Regions from separate parts of the Homo sapiens genome. Here regions 1, 2 and 4 are each linked to region 3. Evidence: chromatin contacts called from ENCODE Hi-C or POLR2A ChIA-PET data. All regions are on one chromosome and are shown on one strand. Each heading gives the region's core, a stretch centred on a gene start or an enhancer-like site at or near the end of the contact. The rest is flanking DNA. Distances are from core to core; before and after follow the strand shown.

Region 1 (5,301 bases), core at 417-2,916, 2.8 Mb after region 3:
CCCCCCATTTCCTTATCCACATTCTAATGAAAAACATGAAACAGTACTGGAACCAAAGGGAAGTAAAAGGGATCTACTTTGCCTTTCCCAAGTTGATTCTCTCCTCCTTTTGAATACATAACACTTTCCTGATTTGAAGAGAAAACATACATCAAAAAGCTGCCAGGTCACTGTTTGACTATTACCCTTCACATGTAAAGGAGGCATCGGTCTTTGTCATATCAACAGTCCCCTCTAGTTTACCTCTCCCTCAATTCAGTCCTCACCTTTAATGGCTGGCACCTTTACTAATGTACAAGAATAAGAACTGTAAAGAACAATAATCTGTTTCTTTCTTCACCCAGCTTTCTTCAGAAGGACCTGACTTCAGTACACATAAATCATCCTGCTTGGTTGTGAATGCAATTAGTTTTACTTTCACAAGAATCGTGTCCTCTTGTTGATCTCTTTCCATTTTCTTCATACTTACATCTACTTTCTAATACCGTCACACTTCCTTTCTAGGCAACTTCTCCCTTTTTGCCAACTTCAGGTGGCCAAAGAAATATGCTATCAGTTTCATCTCTCTTGTTTGGAGGCTGATGTGCTCCCTGAACATACAGTCCTAATCCCAGCTCAATTTTCATGTTCAGGAAATAGGTGGGGTATCATGCTTGCTTCACAGAGAAACTGAAACCTATTCCTGAATACGATCTTTCCCACATTACTTCCAGTCTGGAATTCTGCATTCTCACTGCACAATGATTTCCAATCACTCATGTGTTAAGATTTAACATGTAAGTCCTTTATCTAGCTGAGAGATCCCAGATTCGGGTTCCTGCCCCGTCAGTAAGGGAAGATACAGCAAGGAGTTTGTAAAAGCACTAGCCCAGAAAACATCTCAAGCCGTTAGATCCATTTCAGGGTCTGGTTCACGCCAGTTGGCTTCACCTTAATCGAGTTAGTAGCACTTACCTGAGCTTCGGGATACCCCATCCCACCCTATTCCTGTTTAGTCCCAGGTGGGGTCCAGGGCTTTGGCTGACAGATTTTCGATCCTGAGTCCCGATTCAGATTTCACTGACGGTTAGAAATAGGTCCTGGTTCCTGACTGGGATCAACTCCCAGCTGGGACCTTGCTTGAATGGAGTGTCGGTTCGAATCATGTGGTAGTGGCAGGAGCCAGGAAGGAACCCATGTCGGCTCCGGCTCTCAGCCGGGATCCTGGCTCCGGACAAGACCCAGGGGTCGGGTCAGCCCCAGGTCGGGTTCGAAGCCGGGTGCAGGTCTCACCTTGACGCAGTCGATGGGGTACATCACGCAGTGCTCCAGGATCCCTGCCACGGCGCCTGCCACCATGTGCGTGGTGACAGTGGCTCCAGCCGGCAGCGCCTCGTAGTCCGGGCCGGAGTCCGGATCTTGTCGTACCGGGGGCCTGCAGGCCCCGGCCTCCCCGCCGCCGGCCCCCCGGCCCACGCCCCGCTGCAGCCACCCGTCCAGCAGCGCCGACTCCCCGGGGCTCCGCCCGGGCCCTGCCGCCGGCCCCCCCGCCACACCGCCAGCACCCCGCCCCTCCAACTCCATCCACCCGGGCCAGCTGCGGCGCCCACCCCCGCCGCCGCTGCCACCACTGCCGCCGCCGCCCCCCGGCCCCGTAGTGTCCGCCTCAGGCGCGGCCCAGAGAGCCCGGGGCCTCCGGCTCCCGCTTGGCCCCGCGGACACGCCCCCCAAGCAACCATTGGTGGAGACGCCAAGTTAGACCCACCCCTTTCCTTACGTACGAAAAATCAGCCGGTAGTATTAGCGAAGTCGCCTGTCATTCCTCCGCCCTGAGGCGTTGCTAGCGCCTACATCCCACCTTTTCCCCTTTGATCTTAGAAGCTTCTTGTTTATTGGTCACTGATTGGCCGACATGTGCGATCAACCCGCCTCTGACTTTTAGAAGGGCGGGAGAAACTTAAGGCTGAACTTTGATAGGCTCAACCACTCTTGATACTTTGACCGCGGCCATTGGCCCGCACCACGTCGGTCCCCGATTGGCTACAGAAAGAGCGACGCGCCCAGGGACTCTAGGGGCCGACTTCGGGCCCCTCACTAGCGCCTGCAGAGCTGCGGTCCCTGTGCGCGGGATCGCGTCGGGGGCGGGGCGGCGACAGGCCTTCAACGTCAAACTGCTGACGGGCGCCGTTACGACCCGCGCTCCCGTGCGCTCCTCAAATTCTGAGACGCGTGGCTGGAGAGCGGGCGGCCCTGGCCCCGGAGAGCCGTGTTCCCGCGGGATCTCGTCGCGGGCGTGAGGCGGGGCCGGCCTGGGCCGGTCATCCCTGGCTGGCGCGACCCGCAGCCTGTCCGGGAAGCCGTTGCGACATGCGGGCTGGGAACCGCCTCACCTCCAGGGGGGACCGCGGCGGCCCGCTAGACTCTGGTCGGGTCTGGAGTATTGGGCCCTCTGGCCGGACTCGGTGCTCCTCAGGCCCCAGCGCCCGGCACTGAGCCTCGCATCCACATTCGCAGAGTAAACCCAACAAGTGTTGAATGAATGAGGTTCCCCGGGCCCCGGCTGTCACTGGGCTCTGCGCCAGGCCAAGAGCCGAAGGCGGGGGAGGAAGATGTCGAAATGGGCGGGATGATTCACAGATGACGGCCGGTGGCGAGGCGGGGCTGGAGGCCGCATCCCAAAGGCAGCAGGGAAGTGCGGCGGCTGTGGGGAAGCTCGGACGCACGGCCTGGCCGAGTCTGAAGCATCAGTATTTTGTCCCTGAGCCGGCGCGCTGATGGGTCCCCCGCCTGGCGATGAGGGCTTCTCCCTCCCTCGGGTCAGCCCGGGTCCTGAGAGGCAAGGCCAGCGATTCCCGGCCTTAGGACCTCCTGCTCTAGGGAGCACGGGCGTCTTCTTCCATTTGCCTTCCCCGAGCGTGTTGGCACAAGCTGCCCGCGGTTTCCAGCTCTGTCTTCTCTGTTTTACCCAGATGATGCAACTGTGGACTTCTCCATCTGTTCATAGGTTTTCCTTGGATAGGAAAGATGTTTTCCTTTTTTCTTTCTAAAGTTTAGCTCTTCTCTGGGCTTCCTTTTTAAAAACTTTTTCTACTCTCTTCAGCAGTTGTTATTAACCTTTAGGTCGCGACCGTTTGGAAAATAATAAAACTACGAATTCTCTTCTCCTACTTCCACCTCCCATCCCCTGTGTGCACTCAAAATTTTGCATATCATTTCTGCGTTTCAGAGTCCCTGAAGGTGCCATGTGGACACCCTAGGGGTCCATTAACCTGGTTAACCTCTCCCTGGCCGGCGCAGTGGCTCATGCCTGTGACCCCAACACTGTGAAGGCCGAGGTGGGACGATTTATTGAGCTCAGGAGTTCGAGACCAGCCTGGACAACATGGCAAAACCCCGTCTCTACAAAATAATAAATACAAAAAAGTACAAAAATTCAAAAATTAGCTGGGTATGGTGGTGTGCACCTGTAGTCTCAGCTACTTGGGGGAGGATTGCTTGCGCCAGGGAGGTCGAAGCTGCAGTGAGCCGTGTTCATGCCACTACACTCCAGCCTGGGTGACAAAGCAAGACTTTGTCTCAAAAAAATTTTTTTAAAAGGAACTTCTCCCCCACAGCATGTTCAGTCTCTCCTTTTCTCTAGCATATTTAGCTTGAGAAATGAATAGGTCTCACAAAAACCCATTCAATCCTGCTAGAGTACTAATTCCCTTTACTGCCAGATTACTCCACTAATGACCTATCCACCTCTATGTCCTTTCTCTCCTTAAGCTCTTTACATTTTTCACTCTTTTATTCATTGGTCATAAATGACCTTTCCAAATCCATCGGTCTTTTTCCTATTCCCGTTTTTCTTAACAGAGATAACACTTGCCGCCACACCACATTGGCACTTTTTACTAGCTTCAGAAACCACTCTACCTTTTAGACATCTCAGTCGCTTACACTTCTCTAGCCATTGAAGTGGAACATCCCTAAACGTTTAATGCTTCTTGGTCATCTTTAATACCTTAGAGAACTTTGCCATTCCAAACCAGTTGTCCTCATTGGAACCCTATCTTTATTTCCCTTATTGCATACTTTTAACTGAAATTTCCATGGGAACATTCAGTAATGTTTATTGTGTACCAACTGTGTACTTGAAGCTGGGGATACAGGACAGACATAGTCCATGTTCTCATGGAGCTTTTTAATGATGAGGGTGGGGAGGTGGGACAGAGAAAAATACACACAAAAAATGTCAGCTCTGGATGCTATGCTGACCTTTGAAATAGGGTGGTATGATATAGTGTGACTGGGTGGCTACATTTGTATGGCCAAGGAAGGCCTTTCTGAGGAGACGACATGTATGGTGAGTTCTGAATGATAGGCAGGAGCCAGTCATGACAGACTTGGAGAAGGGCATGCCAGCAGAAGGAACAGTAGGTACGACAACCCTAAGGTGAGAACAAGGTTGGTGCATGAGGAACAGAAAGAAGGCCAGTGTGGCTGGAGCATGGTGAGTGAGTGGGGAGGGAATACAACACGAAGTTGGAAAGATAAACAAGGGGTGAATATCCACCTTGATTTCTGACTCAGCGTGTCCATTCCAAGCTCAGCCTTTCCACTCCCCACCCCAACCCATTCCTCCAAAATGTTCGTTTTCCATGAAAGTCTTCATTATTTGCCCAATAGATGAGACTCTAAAGCTGGAGTCTTCCTTGACTGCCCATTCAGAATCATCATCATTCTGAACTGTTTCTTCTGTTTATGCTCTCCTTTTCCTTCGTATTGATATACTTTCCCTGAATCTGATTACATCTGTATTGTCATAACCCCTTGAAAGGCCTGCCTGCCTCGAGGATCCCCTAGCTTCAGCAGTATTTTGATTCTCCTCCTTCCAGGTACACAGTAGGATGTTTTTTCCACCTCCTTGAAGATAGGCATGGCCCTGGGATTTGCTTTGGCCAGTGAAATACGAGGGAAGCACAAGAGTCACACATTTCCTCCTCTGCCACATGACTAGTGATTGTTCAAATGGTGGAGACTCTGTCAGCCTGGGGCCCTGGTGAGAATGACATGAAGCAGAGTTCCCTACTTGTTACCTGCTTGCTCCCAGACAGACTTCAGCATCAGTGAGAAATAAATCTTAGTTGTTTCAAGACACAGAGCTTTTAGGATTATTCCACACCATAGCATAAACTAGCCCAGTACTTCTGTGATGATAAATGATGTTACCTGAAGAATTTGTTAAAATGCAGACTGCAGTTCTGTAGGTCTGGTTGGGGCCTAAGATTCTTCCTTCCCTCTCTCCCTCCCTCCTCCCTCCCTTCCTTCCTTCTCTTT
Region 2 (4,811 bases), core at 1,296-3,795, 2.9 Mb after region 3:
TGGTGCTGTATTGCCCTGGCCTCAAAGGGCGCCTGATGCAATCACACTAAAGATCAAGATAGACAAATTACAACTGGAGAAACAGGGAATGGCTGCTACCCACACTCAACCCCATTCTGATTAGCGCGAAGTACCATAGCATCCCCACAGCCATGTCTTGTTAAGTCATCATCTCTTATCTGGATTACTGCATCAGCCTTCCAACTGGTTTTCCAATTGGTTTTCAAATCTAGCCTCACTCAAACCTATCCCCAACTACATGAATCTTCTCATCTCTGAATACTTCCCTCAGACTTCACTCTACTTACAGATATGGAATATTTTCTTTCACCTCTAGGTCTTTCAACATTTCTCTCTGGCTTGTACACTTCCTTTCCCCTGATTAATAATACCTACTGCAGATCTCCGCTTACATGTCACCTCCTCTGGGATGTATTCCCAGGCTCTTCAAGGTCTGCAATAGGTCACTCCCACAGCACACTGGAAAGCCCTTAATACACTGTAATGTACAGTCAAGCATCACTTAACAACAGGGGCACATGTTCTGTGAAATGCATTCTTAAGCAATTTCATCATTGTGTGAACCTCATAGAATGTACTTACACAAATCTAAAGGCTGGGTGTAGTGATTCACACCTGTAATCCCAGCACTTTGGGAGGCAGAGGCAGGGAGATCACTTGGGTCAGGAATTCAAGACCAGCCTGGCCAAAATGGTGAAACCCCATCTTTACCAAAAATACAAAAATTAGCTGGGCATGGTGGTGTATGCTTGTAATCCCAGCTATTTGAGAGGCTGAGGTGGCAGGATCACTTGAACCTGGGAGGCAGAGGTTGCAGTGAGCCAAGGTCTCACCACTGCACTCCAGCCTAGGCGATGAAGTGAGACTCCATCTCTCAAAAAAAAAAGTACTTACAGAAATCTAGATGGTATCGCCTACTACACCCCTGAGCTATATGGTATGACTTATTGCTCTTAGGCTATAAATCTGTATGGCATATTATGTACCGAATACTGTAACACAATGGTATTTGTTTATCTAAACATAGAAAAATTACAGTAAAAATATGGTATAAAAGATTTAAAAATGGGGCCAGGTGCAACGGCTCAAGCCTATAATCCCAAGGCTTTGGGAGGCCAAGGTGAGAGGATCACTTGAGGCCAGTAGTTCGAGACCAGCCTGGGCAATGTAGCGAGACCCCCTATCTCTATTTTTTCAAAAATTAGGCACAGTGGCACACACTTGTAGTCTTAGCTACTTAAGTGACTGAGGTAAGAGGATGCTTGAGGCCAGGATTTCCAAGCTGGAGGCTGCAGTGAGTTATAATCATGCCACAGCACTCCAGCCTGGGTGACAAAGTAAAACGCTGTCTCTAAAAAAGAAATTTAGAGAAAAAGATTTTTTTTTAAAAAAAAGGTACACTTGGAAAGGCAGCTCCATTATAATCTTATGGGACCATGACTGTATCTGTGGCCTGTTGTTGACCAAAATGTTGTTATGCAGCACATCACTCTACCTTCAGGTTCATCTGTTTGTATCTCCCACTAAACTATGAGCTTTGGGGTGGCAGTGTCCGGTCAGTCTTGCTCTCTCCCTTCTGCTAGCTTTGTTTCTAACACTGTTCCTTTATATAATGAGACCATGATAAGGATTTCGCAAATGAATAAACTGACTTCCTCCAGGGCAGGAGTCTTGTAATATTTATCTTTCTTTTTCCAGTTCCTAATATATAATAACCACTCAATAATTACTAGTTAAGCAAATGCATGCCCTCTTCTTACTATATCCCTGTGAGTCCAAAGATCCATGCTCGGTTTCCTATTTCTGATTAACTGAGTCACCTTTAGAAAAGTAACTTTAAGCCTCAATTTCCTTCTCTGTAGGATGCAGTAATACTTCCTCATCTGACTACTTGGAACTTTTTAAGCAAAAATAAACTATATGGGTAAAAATTACTCAGCTTTTACCATGTGCTAAAGGCCTGATGTATATTAAAGAATGTAATCCTCATAACAAACCTTAAAGTAGGTATTGTTATCCCCATTTTACAGATAAGGAAACTGAAGAACAGAAAGTTTAATTAACTTGGCCAATACCACACAGCAGGTCAATGTTCCAGATCTGAACCTAGGGGCTCTGATCTGAACCTATGCGTTGTGAGTGCACTGTAAGGAGCTCCGGAAACGTGATGTGGGGCTCTACATTATCTTTATCCCGGCCCTTTCACTCCATCCCCGCTCCCGCGACTCGGAGTCCGCTGCAGTGCGGTACCTGTGCTCTAGGCGCTGCCCTAGGAGCCAGGAGCGGCAGATACTGCCTCCCCTTCAAGGCCCTCAACGGCGGAAAGAGCAATCGCTGCATACTGATGACAGGGAACAGCCACCTCTTCCACAACCCAGGGCTCTGTGGTCTCCCTCCTCCGCCAAGGAAAAGAGAAGCACTTCCGGGTCGGGCAGCGGGAGCCCCGCCTTCTCTGGGGACCGGAGCGAACAGAAGTGCGCCTGCGTTGCGACTCCGCTTTCGCGGGGGCTGCTGGGGCGTAGGTGTCGGGGACGCGCGCACGGGCGCGCGCAGCTGTTGACGCGCTTCTTAGCTGGTGCGCGCCGGAGCCCAAATTCCAAGTGGAAACTGCAGGCGCACGAGGGAGGAACGCGTGGAGCATGAAAAGGCAGGGGGCCTCCTCTGAGCGAAAACGAGCGCGGATACCGTCCGGGAAGGCCGGTGCGGAAGGTGGCGGGGGAGGGGACGGTCGGCCGAAGGCTCCCCGGGGCGGGCCGGCGGGAGTCGTAGTCAGTGGTGATTTCTTCTGGAGTCGTTTCCTCAGCTCCTTCCAGCCCCTTGGGCGGCACCTTCTATCTTTGAGGCGTTAAAGGTGTGGAAACGGAGGGCGTGACGAGGGGCAGGTAGCGAGAATGGCTCAGCTGTGGAGCCAAGGTTCGAGTCCCGGGGTCCCCTCATAACGGCCCTGCGACCTTGTGCAAGTTGGTTAACTTCAGCTTCACGTTTTTTCCGTCGCCACACGAGGATGCCAGTACCGCCCGCACCAGCAGCCAGTACTCCGCTGGGATAGTTAATTGTCGAGCGCGGAGCCCAGTTCCTAACCTGCAGTTACCTGTAGCTGCCACGGCGGGGACGGGGCTTGGTCCCCAAAGTCACGCAGCTACCAAGTGGCCGAGCTTGTGGCTGCTCCAAGACCCGAGTTCTTCCTGAGTGCCAGGGTAGCATGGCATGGCAGGTGCCAGAGAATTTGGCAAGTCCCTCTTCCTCCGTGAAGAGGAACCTTCCTAAAAGTTATCAAGAATCCTCAAAGATTTTTTCTTTATGTGGATTACATCTATCTATTTTGACTGTATTAGAAATTAAAACAAATTTTTTTTTGGGAGGCCGAGGGGGACAGATCATCTGAGCTCAGGAGTTCGAGACCAGCCTGGCCAGCATGGTGAAACCCCGTCTCTACTAAAAATACAAAAATTAGCTGGGCATGGTGGCAGGCGCCTGTAATACCAGTTACTCGGGAGGCTGAGGCAGGAGAATCACTTGAACCCGGGAGGCGGAGGTTGCAGTAAGCCGAGATCGCGCCACTGCACTCCACCCTGGGCGACAGAGCGAGACTCCGTCTCAAAAAAATAAAAATAAAATTAAAACAAAATTTTAAAATATTGATTAGAAAATAACCATAGTAAACCCATTACATATTGACATAATATTTTTTTGAAAAAGAAATATTCCTAAACAACAACAACAAAAAAAGCAAAAGAGTGGAAATATATTTTTGCAAGTTTCTTCAGTATATCTTAATGGAAGACAGCTGGATTCTCATGCCCGCTGCTTCATTCAGTCTAACATGTCAAGTAGCCTCTTGAAAACGCCTCTTCACGGAGGTTGCAGTAAGCCGAGATCGCGCCAATGCACTCCATCTTGGGTGACAGAGTGAGACTCTGCCTCAAAAAAGAAAACGCCTCTCACTTGTGAGAGAATTAAAGTGAAAAAGTCAAATAAAGTGTTAGAATTATTAAGAAAACGGTTGTAGCCCTGCAGACTCTGAAAAGTCTCAGAGGCTCCCAAAGCTCTCTGGACTACTACACTTTGAGAACTGCTGCTGCTTCTCCTTTGATCCTATAACTTTGTTGCTTGGGACAACTGCCTTGCTCTGCCTTCTGTCATAGCCTTTTTTATACATCTCTCCATCTTCTCCTGCCTAGGGTCCTTTCTTGTGTGAGGCAAATAGTCCCCCGGCAGCATCAGCATCGGCCAGTGCCACTGATCTGACAGCTGGTCTGGTAGCTACCAGGAAACTCATGGAGTTAATAATGCAGAGCTGTTGGTTAAGAGCATAGATTGACACTTAACCCTTTCACAGTTTGGGACTGATAGTATTTTTTTTTTTTTTTTTTTTTTGAGACGGAGTCTGGCTCTTGTCGCCCAGGCTGGAGTGCAGTGGCCTGATCTCAGCTCACTGCAACCTCCACCTCCCAGGTTCAAGCAATTCTCCTGCCTCAGCCTCCTGAATAGCTGGGATTACAGGCGCCCGCCACCACGCCCGGCTAATTTATATACTTTTAGTAGAGATGGGGTTTCGCCATGTTGGCCAGGCTGGTCTCAAAATCCTGACCTCAGATCCGCCCACCTTGGCCTCCCAAAGTACTGGGATTACAGGCGTGAGCCACCGCGCCGGACAGGGACTGATAGTCTTAAATAAGTAAGGCAATTGCAGTTTGATGTTAGCAGATGATAGGTTTTTGTTTTATTTGTTTTTCAAAGTAAAAATTGCTTTTTTAAATTATAAAAGCAATATTGGGTAGAAAAAATAA
Region 3 (4,999 bases), core at 1,735-4,234:
TTCACACAAACCCCATCTTGCAGACTATTATTATCCTCTTTTTCACATGAGGAAATTAATGACCAGAAAAGTTAATATGTCAAGGTCACACAGCCACTGAAAAATGGAGCCAGAATTCCAACCCAGCTGTCTTCAGACCCTATTAACTGCCATGTTATATTACCTGCCCCTCCCTAGAATGTAAGAGTTTACAGCTAAGGCCCTCTTTAACAGTAGCCCAAAGCAACAGAGGTCAGAAATTCTGTCTTATCTATCTATGTCCTCGGTGCCTGGGACACCGCCTGCCATGTGATAGGAACACAGAATGTCCAACTGCTTAACTGTGCTCGGAACATGTCATGTAGAGTTAAGTGAATCCTCCAGTTGCAGAGTCTATTTTCTACTTGTAAGACTATTTATTTATTTACTTATTATTTATTTATTTATCAAGATGGAGTCTCAGCTCTGTCGCCCAGGCTGGAGTGCAGTGGCACGATCTCGGCTCACTGCCACCTCCACTTCCTGGGTTCAACGGATTCTCCTGCCTCAGCCTCTTGAGTAGCTGGGATTACAGGTGCCCACCACCATGCCTAGCTAATTTTTGTATTTTTAGTGGAGACGGGGTTTCACCATGTTGGCCAGGCTGGTCTTGAACTCCTGACCTCAAGTGATCTGCCCACTTCAGCCTCCCAAAGTGCAGAGATTACAGGCGTGAGCCACCGCGCCAAGCCAACTTTCTACTTGTAAGACAATTTAGAGGGGTTTAGAGTCACAGAGATCTTAGTTAGAATTTGGTAGCTATGTGATCTTGACAAATGTATTTAACTCATCTGAGTCTTGTGTCCCTAACTTGGAAAATGTGGTAAATATATACTCATAGCATTATTATCTGGATGGAATGAAACAATGATAAACATATAATAGGTGCTCAATGAATATTAGCTGTTACTATTGCCTCCCTATCCTTTCTTCCAAATAGGTCTTTGTGATAGGTCAACCATGAGTTAGTTCCCAACTCAAAATAAGTGAAGCAGAAATTGGAACTCAGAGTAGAGTAGTAAAACTAGCATTAAATTGGAAATTGGGAAACTTGTCTCCTGGCTTTTGTTGCCCTTTCTCTACCCAGCAACTATGTAATCTTGGTCAAATCACCTTACTTGTCTGGGCTTCCAATTTCATATCTTAAGTTACAAAATTGATCTCTGAAGCCTCTAGGATTCTCTGAATCCATATGTCTGGGACTAAGAGATTATGTCGAGGAATTATTACCCTTGGTTTGATTGTTTTTTAAACAAATTAACTTGGGGTGGTTGGAAAACACATTGATTATTTACTCATCTTAGAGTTACACGTTGTTCATTTATTTGAAACTGAAACGTATTTCCTCCAAACACCGTAGAAACTTAAAGGCCGCAAAAGACTCACACCCACCACCTAGCGGCGAAAAAAGGAAGTTTCAGGTGATACAAGATGTCCTGCCATCACACCTGAAGGATGGTTGTCCACAGCCATTTTTTAAAATCTCGTATTAGTCCTCTTCCTTCAACACTCAGGACAGTATTATGTACCCAGAAACTCAATACTTCCTGGCGTCTTCATTTGACAATACTCTTAAGCCAATGAAATCCTGTGGGACGTTTGCGAATTTTATAAAGATCAATGTTTTAAGATTGGCGGGGTGGGCTGGGAGTGGTGGGGGGGAAGGTGCCTTCCTACCCTTGCATTTGCATCTCAAGCCACCCGTACCCGAGGCCCACCCAGTCCATCTGTTCATTGGTAGATACACCATTCCGCCATTCCGCCAGTGGCTGGTGCAGAGAACCAGGACCACCACCTTTGAAAAGACCTAAATCAATACTCCAATGGGATCCTGATGTCAAGTATTTAACGACTTTGCTTTACCTACTACAGTAATTAAAATTAAGTCTTCAAACTTAAATTTAAATTTCTAAAAGCAGGAATGCACTGTCCTTAATCTTAAACACCAAAGGTGGGAGAAAGAGGCCAGAATCCTAGGGTACTAGGCCTACTGGTATAGGGCGATCTCTTCTGCTTTTTTCTTTCCACCCCATTTCTTTTCCCTTTCTCCTTTCGTTTCCCATCTTCTCTCTTCTCGTTCTCTTCGAAGTAACAGTGACAAAATTAAGGTGATTCAATTATTCCAAGAGGCTTGCTCATATAAAATATTTCTCTTCAAGCCCTTTCCTGAAATCCCAAATTAAAGCATTTCCAATAGTCTCTGCTTTAAGTATTCCTAGTTAAGTCTACTTTTGGAAATATTAAATATTCTCACTTTGGCACAATATTCCAAAATTCCTTGAGAAGTTCGCCTACGATCAGTCTTGCTAGTAGAAACCTTTTTTTTTTTTTATTTAAAACGCTCGATTTCCACTTTTTACTAGGTTTCCCAATGTTGGCGATGTCTCCCAATGACTTAATAACGTGTATCCACTTCACCTTTGAAAATCTTAGAGGTCAGTGCATCCACCGGCATCCGGGAATTTATTCTTATTTCTGCTTCTTAAACAGGCTCTGGGGAGGAGCAGTTTCGACGGAGAAGTTCATAGCAGCAGTTATTACGGAACTTGCAACAGTTGGTGCCGGGCGATAGGCAGGTTGGAAGTGATAAATGGGGCTGGCGTAAAAAACAAAAAGCCCCGGGGAGGGCGGGGGCAGCCGTGGCCTTGGGGGACAGTGCGAAGGCGGCGCGGGGCCAGCGGGACTGACTTCCGGCTGTGGGAAGGCGCCGTCCCGGGCGGCCAGAGGCGGCGGCAGCCGCGTAGAAGGACGGCGGGATCGCAGCCCGGCGGGCGGCGCGCGGGGCGGGTGAGCGGGCCCAGGCCGCCCCCGGGCCACGCCGGGGCCACGGTGAGGTGAGGCCGGCCCTGCCCCCGCACCGCCCCCGGCAGGAGGCGCGACGCCCGGGCCGCGGGTGCGTGCGCGGCCCCGGGCGACGCGGCTGGGCGTGCGCGGGGCCGCGGCGGAGGCTGGGCCGGGCGGGCGGCAGAAGATGGCGAGGGTGTGTAGGCGGCAGCAATGCTCCGTTGAGAGACGCGGCTTTCGGCAAGAACTGGATTCGTGGCGCCACAAGCTCATTCACTGTGTAGGTGAGACCCTCCGCCGACCGCCGCCGCCCCTCCGGCCGCCCCGCCGCCGGTCGCCCCAGACCAGGGAGGAAGCTGGGGAAGTGGCAATTGCTGCTCCGGCCCGCCCGCCCTCTTTGGCTCGAGCGTCCCCCCTTCCCCCACCCCCCGGAGTGTGAGCGCGCGCGACCTCCAGGCGGGCTCCCCTGCTCGGCCGAGCGCGCGCCGGCCCCTCCCCTCCGCGCGCCTCCCCGGGGCTGGCTCTCGGCGGGAGCGCGGGTTCCTCCCCCTCCCGCTCTCCATCCCCGCCTGCTCGCTCCCCTCCCTCCCCGCTCCCGCCCCTGCTCCCGCTCCAGGCCCGGCGCCCCGGCGCCGCCGCCGGCTTATTGTGGCGACTCGCCTCGCGGCGCTGCCGCTGTACTGGGGGAGGCGCGAGGGGCGCGGGCGTGCTCGGCCCCCACCCGCGCTGTGGCCGCCGCCGTCCTCCTCCTGCGCCACCCCTCCCCCACGCGCGGGGCGCGCCCCCGGGTCTGCGTGCACGCGCGGCGGGCTGCAGGCGGGCGCCCGGCGCTCGGGCGTGTGCGAAGCGTGAGGTGGAGATGGGGGCGGAGGGAGCTGGAGCTGTCACAGTCCCCGGGTGCGCCTGACCGAGCCAAGTGGGGTGTCATGGCCGCGGGGGGCAGCGGCTGCACTTCCTCAGCGGGCGGCGGTGGCCGGGGAGTTAATCCTCGACGCACGGGTCGGTGTGTGCGTATTTGTGTTCGGTGTCGTGCTGCGGGAGGAGGGGGTGGGACCGGGTCCGACCGAGGAGCCCCGGCGGGGGTCGCTCTCGTCCCCTCCCGGGGATTGGCCGGAGCCGCAGCCTCGCCCGAATGCCCCGTCCGCCCCCCGCCTCCCGGACCTTGGGCCGCCCTCGGGTGGCTTTTTCCCTGCGGGCCGGAGGGAGCGCGGACGGGGGCGCCCCGGGAGGGGCCGGGCGGCCGAGCTGCGCCTCTCACACTGTGTGTTTTGTCTGTTTTTCTCTCCCAAGGTCCCGTTTCCCTCTGTGCGGCGGCCGGCGGGACCATAAGGGCTTAACTCATATATTTAACCCCCCTCCAAAAAGTAAGTGGCCCGTGTGGTGTCTCCGCTCCGCCCGCCGCCCCCTAGCCCCAGTCCATCCTTGTGTCTGACTCTCCTGTCCTCCAGCATTGTTACTTCCCCGTCTTTGCTTCGGTGCTGCTGGTGTGTGGGGAGATGCCCTCTCGTCGTCCGCTGTCCCCCACGCCCAGTCCTCGGGGAGGCCCAGAATTCCAGCCCCTTCTCCCCCAGGGGAATATTCTTGGGAACCAGGTCTTTCCCGGCAGAATCTAGGAGAGTCTATCCGTTCGCTTGGGCCCCTCATTCCCTCCTTCCCGACAGGGTTTCGTTGGAAGGAATTATGCAAATCCTGCTTTCTGGTGTCCATTCAGCGGCAATTTCATGCGGTGAGAAGTTCTCTTTGTTGTGCGAGGGGGAGAACAGACACTGATTTAATAGACATATCTGTTGGGGGGAAGGGTGGAGGGGGTGTGGAGAGGCTCAGTTTGGAAGAATTACAGCACTTGGTTAGCTCAGTGTCTTTGTGTTTGAGCCTTCTGGCTTGACAGGAGGGTCTGCCCTTTACAATGTCCCACAAGGGATGTTTTCGATAATAGATTAAAAAGCAAAATTGAAACTTTAAACAAGTGAAAAATCAGGTAACCTTTACTTAAAGAATATACGCCTTTCCATTTCTACAGGGTTTCATTACGAAAATGTATAGCGTGAGTTTCGTTAAGGATTTAGACTGTAACACCGAAATTAATATAGGCAACAATGCTTTAAGGTATCTGATACCAGTTTGGTTGTCCAAAGGTTAAAAGTGCATTTTCAAACATATGCTTGTGCAAATAATAAAGGCATGAGTCAGTTTTTTG
Region 4 (5,414 bases), core at 2,458-4,957, 2.6 Mb after region 3:
TCTTCCCTAAGGTCAATGATTAATTACATTTTCTTCACAAGGGGTATACTTGGGGATGTGTATAAATAAGACTAGGACATATAACGGCTGGAAGGAGACCTTTTATTCTACTCTAATTAGATCCTTATCCAAACACCTGCTATCCACAAAAAGACGGGTCACAGTGATGATCAAAAATAACACTTATATATGACACTTTTCATTTATATATCACATTTCACATATAATTATTCATTTAATCCTCAGACAACTGATGAGGCCAGTAAAATTATTATCCTACGCTACAGTCATAGAATGTGCTAGTGAATTGTGGAGTTGACTTTTAGTACAGTAGAATCTTTTTTATTTATTTATTTATTTATTTATTTTTGAGACGGAGTCTCACTCTGTTGCCCAGGCTGGAGTGCAGTGGCGCGATCTCAGCTCACTGCAAGCTCCGCCTCCTGGGTTCACGCCATTCTCCTGCCTCAGCCTCCCGTGTAGCTGGGACTGCAGGCGCCCGCCACCACGCCCTGCTAATTTTTTTGTATTTTTAGTAGAGACGGGGTTTCACCGTGTTAGCCAGGATGGTCTCAATCTCCTGACCTCGTGATCCGCCCGCCTCGGCCTCCCAAAGCGTTGGGATTACAGGCGTGAGCCACCATGCCTGGCCCAGTAGAATCTTAAGAGTAGAATTTGGGAGAGAGGTCATTCAATCTTGGCTCCTCATTTAACAGATGAGCCCCAGGGATGTTAAACAACCCTTCCAAGTCACATGGCTGGACCACGGTGCTGGGCCTGTACCTAGGTCTCCTGGCTCTTCCCACTACAGTGTACTGGCTACCACCTGGAGGTACCTGAAATACAGGTGTGGGCAGAGACTCTGAGGCCTGAGAGACCTGGCCTGGATTCCCAGCTCTACCACCCAGTGGTCAAATGACCTGGGGCAAATTGCTTCACCTCTCCAGTCTTCGGCTTCCTTGCCTCTAAACAGTAATAGTAATAAACCACCCTCCAGAGTTGTGAGCATTCAGTGAGATTACATGCATAAATAATTTGCTCATGGTAAGGAGTTGGAGTTCCTGGAAAACATGACAAAGGCACCTTCACAGCTGAGGTGGCCGTCTGAGTCAATGACTCCAATTCTGAGTCCATTGCTTCTGGCCTGTGCTGTCGGGGTGCTTTTTCTCTGCAGGAGCAGTTTATTTCTGAACCAAGGTCATAAATTAGTTCATTTTGCAGTTCTTGAACTGAAAATTTTTATTCAATATCTTTTATGAGAATCACTCAAAGAAATGCCAAAACAACAATAACAGTAATACCTAACACTTATATAAATCCTACTTATGTGCCAAATACAGCTATAAACACTTTAAATGTACTTAATCCTCACAGAAACCCTGTAAGATAGTTCAAAGGTAAATTGAATTAATAAAATAAATCTGACGTGGTTTTTTGTTTTTTTTTTTCTTTCTTTCTTGAGACGGAGTCTCACTCTGTTACCCAGGCTGGAGTACAATGGCGTGATCTTGGCTCACTGCAACCGCCACCTCCCAGGTTCAAGCGATTCTCCTGCTTCAGCCTCCCAAGTAGCTGTGACTACCAGTGTGCACCACCACGTCTGGCTAATTTTTGTATTTTTAGTAAAGATGGGGTTTCACCATGTTAGCCAGGCTGGTCTCGAACTCCTGACCTCAGGTGATCCACCTGCCTTGGCCTCCCAAAGTGCTGGGATTACAGGCGTGAGCCACCGTGGCAGGCAAAATCTGACGTTTTAAAAAGATGTATTTAGATTGACAGTAATACTAGTTCTTTGTATACATCCCGCTGCAAAGAAACGCTTGGAGGTTTTGGACTGGTTTTAAATTAAGAGACCAAATGGTGTCCATTCAAATTCAATTTGAGGCAATCTTTCAACATTTCTCCCACTCAGTTGCCTGCTAAAAACATCATTTTCCCTCAATGGGCCAAACTATGTAGTACTGACTTATCTTAAAAGCTTTATGATGAAAAATTTCAAACCTATACAAAAGCTGAGAGAATAATATAACGTATGCCCATGTACCCATCATCCAGCTTCAACAAATTACCCGCTTCAACAAACCATCACTTTTCAATGGATTTTTCCTTACCCCTCCCCATACTCCTTAGTGAAGACTTTTTTTTTTTTTTGAGAAAGAGTCTCGCTCTGTCGCCCAGCCTGGAGTGCAATGGCACGATCTCGGCTCACTGCAACCTCCGTCTCCCGGGTTTAAGCAATTCTTCTGCCTCAGCCTCCCGAGTACCTGGGACTATAGGCGGCCAACACCACGCCCGGATACTTTTTTGTATTTTTAGTAGAGATGGGGTTTCACCGTGTTAGCCACGATGGTCTCATCTCCTGACCTCGTGATCCGCCCGTCTCAGCCTCCCAAAGTGCTGGGATTACAGGCCTGAGCCACCGCGCCCGGCCGACTTTTTTTTTTTTTTTTTAACAAATGCTATGCACAGACAAAACGTTATCTATGAGAAACCTGATTCTGAGCGTCCTTCATGTCACACTCTGCTACAAAATGATTCCACCTTCTCTTTCCACAATTTCTAGTCCTTTTATTCTAAGTCTATTACCTAGCATAAGACTTTATCCTACCCATTTTCATCTCTCTGGCTGGTCTTTGCACGTGGCAAAATCCAAATGGAGAAAATAAGTGTCTGTGGGGCTTCAAACATCCAAATGATAGTGAGAAGAATAACAAATTCATCAGAGAGGGTTAGGGGTAAAAAATTTGAGAGGCACTCCAATATAAATCTTCTTGGCAGATGGGGAAACTGAGGCCCATGCTCTGAGCTGTCCAAGGTACAGAAGAGAATCACTTGAATCAAGAAATGAAGATAGGATGTGTGGAAAGTAAGCTTCTACCATCCATACTTCTCTCCACTCCTTTCCACCATCTCTACCCATTCCTACCACATCTGTGACGGCCAGAACCATCTCCCCAGACCCCCCGGGGGCAGCATTAACCTGTCTCAAAGCATTGTGTAACACCAGCAGATTTTTAAATCCTTAAGGGCAAAATCAAGCCTCAGTCTCCCCCTACAAAGCTTAATAAGGTGGCTGATTGATACTCGGTGGTCACTCAAATATTTACCGACTCAGAACAGAGCTTTCTAGCGTTAAAAGTTCTCCTTTACCCATTTCCTAGCAACCAGAACCCTAAGCCTATCAGGCTTCCTATTTTTCTACCTCTCTCTACAAGCTCCGGCAGCCTCATTTCTTAGGAGGATGCAGTATAAAGAAGGCAGAATGGGGAATCGGAAAGACTGAGTTTGTGTCTTGGCTGCTACACCTGGTTTGTGCGGCCTCGGACACATCGCCCCTTTCCAGGGACTCCACACCTGCATCTGTAAAATGGGCAGGTTTTAGGAAGCCTTCGTGGATCCAGCCTCCTCTCCGGCGCCGCCCTCTTCAGGCAGCGCCACACTGGGCCTCGGCTTCTCCCACAGTCTCCACGACCTGGGTTGGGTCCGCTCCACTCCCCGAGCTGCTCACACTCCAGAGCACTACATCCTTACCTCCCACTCCCAGGTTGACCTTGCGGGGGTCCGGATCCTCCCTGAAGTCGGCAGTGAGCTTGAAGACCAGGACAGGCTGGGCCTGCGGAACCTCGGCAAAGACTGACGGAGGTGCCATATCGAGAGACTAGGAATCAAGAGATTTCACCCCACGCCCGGAGCTGGCAGGTCAGGTCTGGCCGTTGCGACTGGAGGAGACACTCACCTTCACCTAGCCGGCGGGGGCGGGCCCGCGGCCTCCAATGGTCGAGCCGCGTCCAAAGCTTGGCAACGCGATTAACCAATCGCCAGCTTCTGACGACGAAGGCACAGGGGAGAAGGAACGCTATTAGCCAATCCAAGAAAACAATTTATCGGCTGCCGAGAATGATGCAACCAATGCAATTTCCTCCGGCTGAGGCGTGGGCGAAGACTACGGTTGATTGGTAGAGCGTGCTCCTATCGCAGAGGCTGTTATTCCTTGGGTCTCCCGGCTGAGGGGAGGAGCCGAGCGAGCGGCGGGTGTCCCTGAGAGGCCACCTTTCGACCTTCGAGGGCCAGGAGGATACGGGGAGGTGGCCGGAGGGAGTTCCCGAACACAGGTCTTCCTGTTCCCGCCGAGCAGGTGTTGGCGGTGCCAGGCCCGGCCTGGCGGGCCCGGGCTGGCAGCCAAATACCCAGCGTCTGTGCTCGGGACGGGAGTGTTCGTCCAGGACGTGCAGCTCCGGAGCCTGCGCGGGCGACCTTGACCACCTTTGTCGGCTGTTTCCCCCTGAGGGAAGTATACCTGTCCTGCCAGCCTTGGTCTCTGGCAGGGAAGGTCCTTCCAACAGAGAGGGGTGCGCACGAATTCCTTTTTGCCGCTCTTCTATTAATAGTTTGAGATTTTCCTCCCCGATTCCTTGCAGAGAGGGCCTGGTCCTCAAGGACCTCGGGATCTGGGCGCGACGTCCCTTCCCAGCTTCCTCCCGCGCGCACCGGACCAGATCTTGCTGTCGTCAGCTGGCTGGTACCCAAAGTTCCTCTTCGTCAGGCTGTTCCTTCCCCGTTAGAGTCCTTCCTCCCCAGGAGCCCTCTCCATCTGCTGACCTTCAAGACCCAGAGCGAATGCCACTTCATCCATGAAGCCTTCCCTTAACCCTTATCTGGCCAAAATGTCTCTTTCCTGTGCTTCTGTACTTTCACAATTTTAGAAAATGCCTTTGTGGTTAAAAACCTATCTCCGGGACCGGACTATCTAGGTTTAGATTCTGGCTGCCGCTTACGAATTTGGGCAGGTTTAGTCAAGTTATTTTAACCTCTCTGTGGAAGTTCCTGCTCTGTGGAAATAATAGTATTTTCCTCAGAGTTGGTGTGGGGAGTTTGTGAGTTAATACATTTACGAAGTGGTTAGTTGCATGTAAGAAGGACTCTCTAAATGTCAGCTATTATTAACATTGCATATCTGCCACACCCTTCATAGATGGTAAACTGCTTTTTTTTTTTTTTTTACTTTTATTTTAGGTTCGGGATACATGCACAGGTTTGTTTTATAGATAAATTGCTTGTCATGTGGGTTTGTTGTACAAATTATTTTGTCACCCAGATAGTAAGCATAGTACTTGACAGGTATTTTTTCTGATCCTCTCCCTCCTCCCACCCTCTAGCCTCAAGTAGGTCCCAGTGTCTGTTGTTCTCTTCTTTGTGTCCATGTGTTCTCAATGTTTAGCTCCCACTTACAAGTCAGAACATGCAGTATTTGGTTTTCTCTTCCGCATTAGTTCACTTAGGATAAAGGCCTCCAGCTCCATCCATGTTGCTACAAAGGACATGATCTCTTTCTTTTTTATGGCTGCATAGTAGTCCATGGTGTATATGTACCGTATTTTCTTCAGTCTACTGGTGATGGGCATTTAGGTTGATGC

What was found. Hi-C counts contacts between places; a loop is a spot of excess contacts on that map. ChIA-PET counts read pairs that join two places held with the same protein, here RNA polymerase II (POLR2A). Pooled maps may share reads with other maps.
Region 1: a loop to region 3 is called in a map of CD4-positive, alpha-beta T cell, with 5 times the contacts of the local background. The contact joins the promoter of SLC25A28 here to the promoter of LCOR in region 3. A Hi-C loop is called at or near these places in 2 of 168 maps with a recorded cell type or tissue (CD4-positive, alpha-beta T cell and naive thymus-derived CD4-positive, alpha-beta T cell) and 8 of 50 pooled maps. POLR2A ChIA-PET finds 5 or more read pairs at or near these places in 1 of 52 experiments (PC-9).
Region 2: a map of CD8-positive, alpha-beta T cell shows a loop between it and region 3 (24-fold over the local background). The contact joins the promoter of CUTC here to the promoter of LCOR in region 3. A Hi-C loop is called at or near these places in 4 of 168 maps with a recorded cell type or tissue (CD4-positive, alpha-beta T cell, CD8-positive, alpha-beta T cell and naive thymus-derived CD4-positive, alpha-beta T cell) and 11 of 50 pooled maps.
Region 4: a loop to region 3 is called in a map of naive thymus-derived CD4-positive, alpha-beta T cell, with 6 times the contacts of the local background. The contact joins the promoter of GOT1 here to the promoter of LCOR in region 3. A Hi-C loop is called at or near these places in 1 of 168 maps with a recorded cell type or tissue (naive thymus-derived CD4-positive, alpha-beta T cell) and 6 of 50 pooled maps. POLR2A ChIA-PET finds 5 or more read pairs at or near these places in 1 of 52 experiments (PC-9).

Annotation. Positions count from the first base shown.
Region 1 is chr10:99,618,773-99,624,073 of GRCh38, forward strand. It overlaps SLC25A28 (solute carrier family 25 member 28), which reads right to left and starts at 1,667. Exons shown (of 4, transcript NM_031212.4): 1 at 1,273-1,667. The coding sequence starts at 1,563. SLC25A28-DT (SLC25A28 divergent transcript) reads left to right here and starts at 2,073. Exons shown (of 1, transcript NR_186534.1): 1 at 2,073-3,146. RefSeq lists enhancers at 893-1,475, 2,059-2,641, 2,642-3,223 and silencers at 1,358-1,517, 2,248-2,407.
Region 2 is chr10:99,729,689-99,734,499 of GRCh38, forward strand. It overlaps CUTC (cutC copper transporter), which reads left to right and starts at 2,546. Exons shown (of 9, transcript NM_015960.3): 1 at 2,546-2,721. The coding sequence starts at 2,661. COX15 (cytochrome c oxidase assembly factor COX15) reads right to left here and starts at 2,439. Exons shown (of 9, transcript NM_078470.6): 1 at 2,272-2,439; 2 at 1-46. The coding sequence starts at 2,361. RefSeq lists an enhancer at 2,141-2,360.
Region 3 is chr10:96,829,314-96,834,312 of GRCh38, forward strand. It overlaps LCOR (ligand dependent nuclear receptor corepressor), which reads left to right and starts at 2,985. Exons shown (of 8, transcript NM_001346516.2): 1 at 2,985-3,086; 2 at 4,093-4,166. It overlaps LOC102723665 (a long non-coding RNA gene), which reads right to left and starts at 3,145. Exons shown (of 1, transcript NR_135921.1): 1 at 1,319-3,145. RefSeq lists a cis regulatory region at 1,333-1,532, silencers at 2,568-2,867, 2,888-2,937, 2,948-3,667, 3,708-3,767, 3,808-4,047 and enhancers at 2,794-3,508, 3,509-4,224, 4,225-4,938.
Region 4 is chr10:99,426,917-99,432,330 of GRCh38, forward strand. GOT1 (glutamic-oxaloacetic transaminase 1) reads right to left here and starts at 3,708. Exons shown (of 9, transcript NM_002079.3): 1 at 3,532-3,708. The coding sequence starts at 3,649. GOT1-DT (GOT1 divergent transcript) reads left to right here and starts at 4,020. Exons shown (of 5, transcript NR_183993.1): 1 at 4,020-4,349. RefSeq lists enhancers at 3,549-3,608, 3,629-3,678, 3,859-4,288.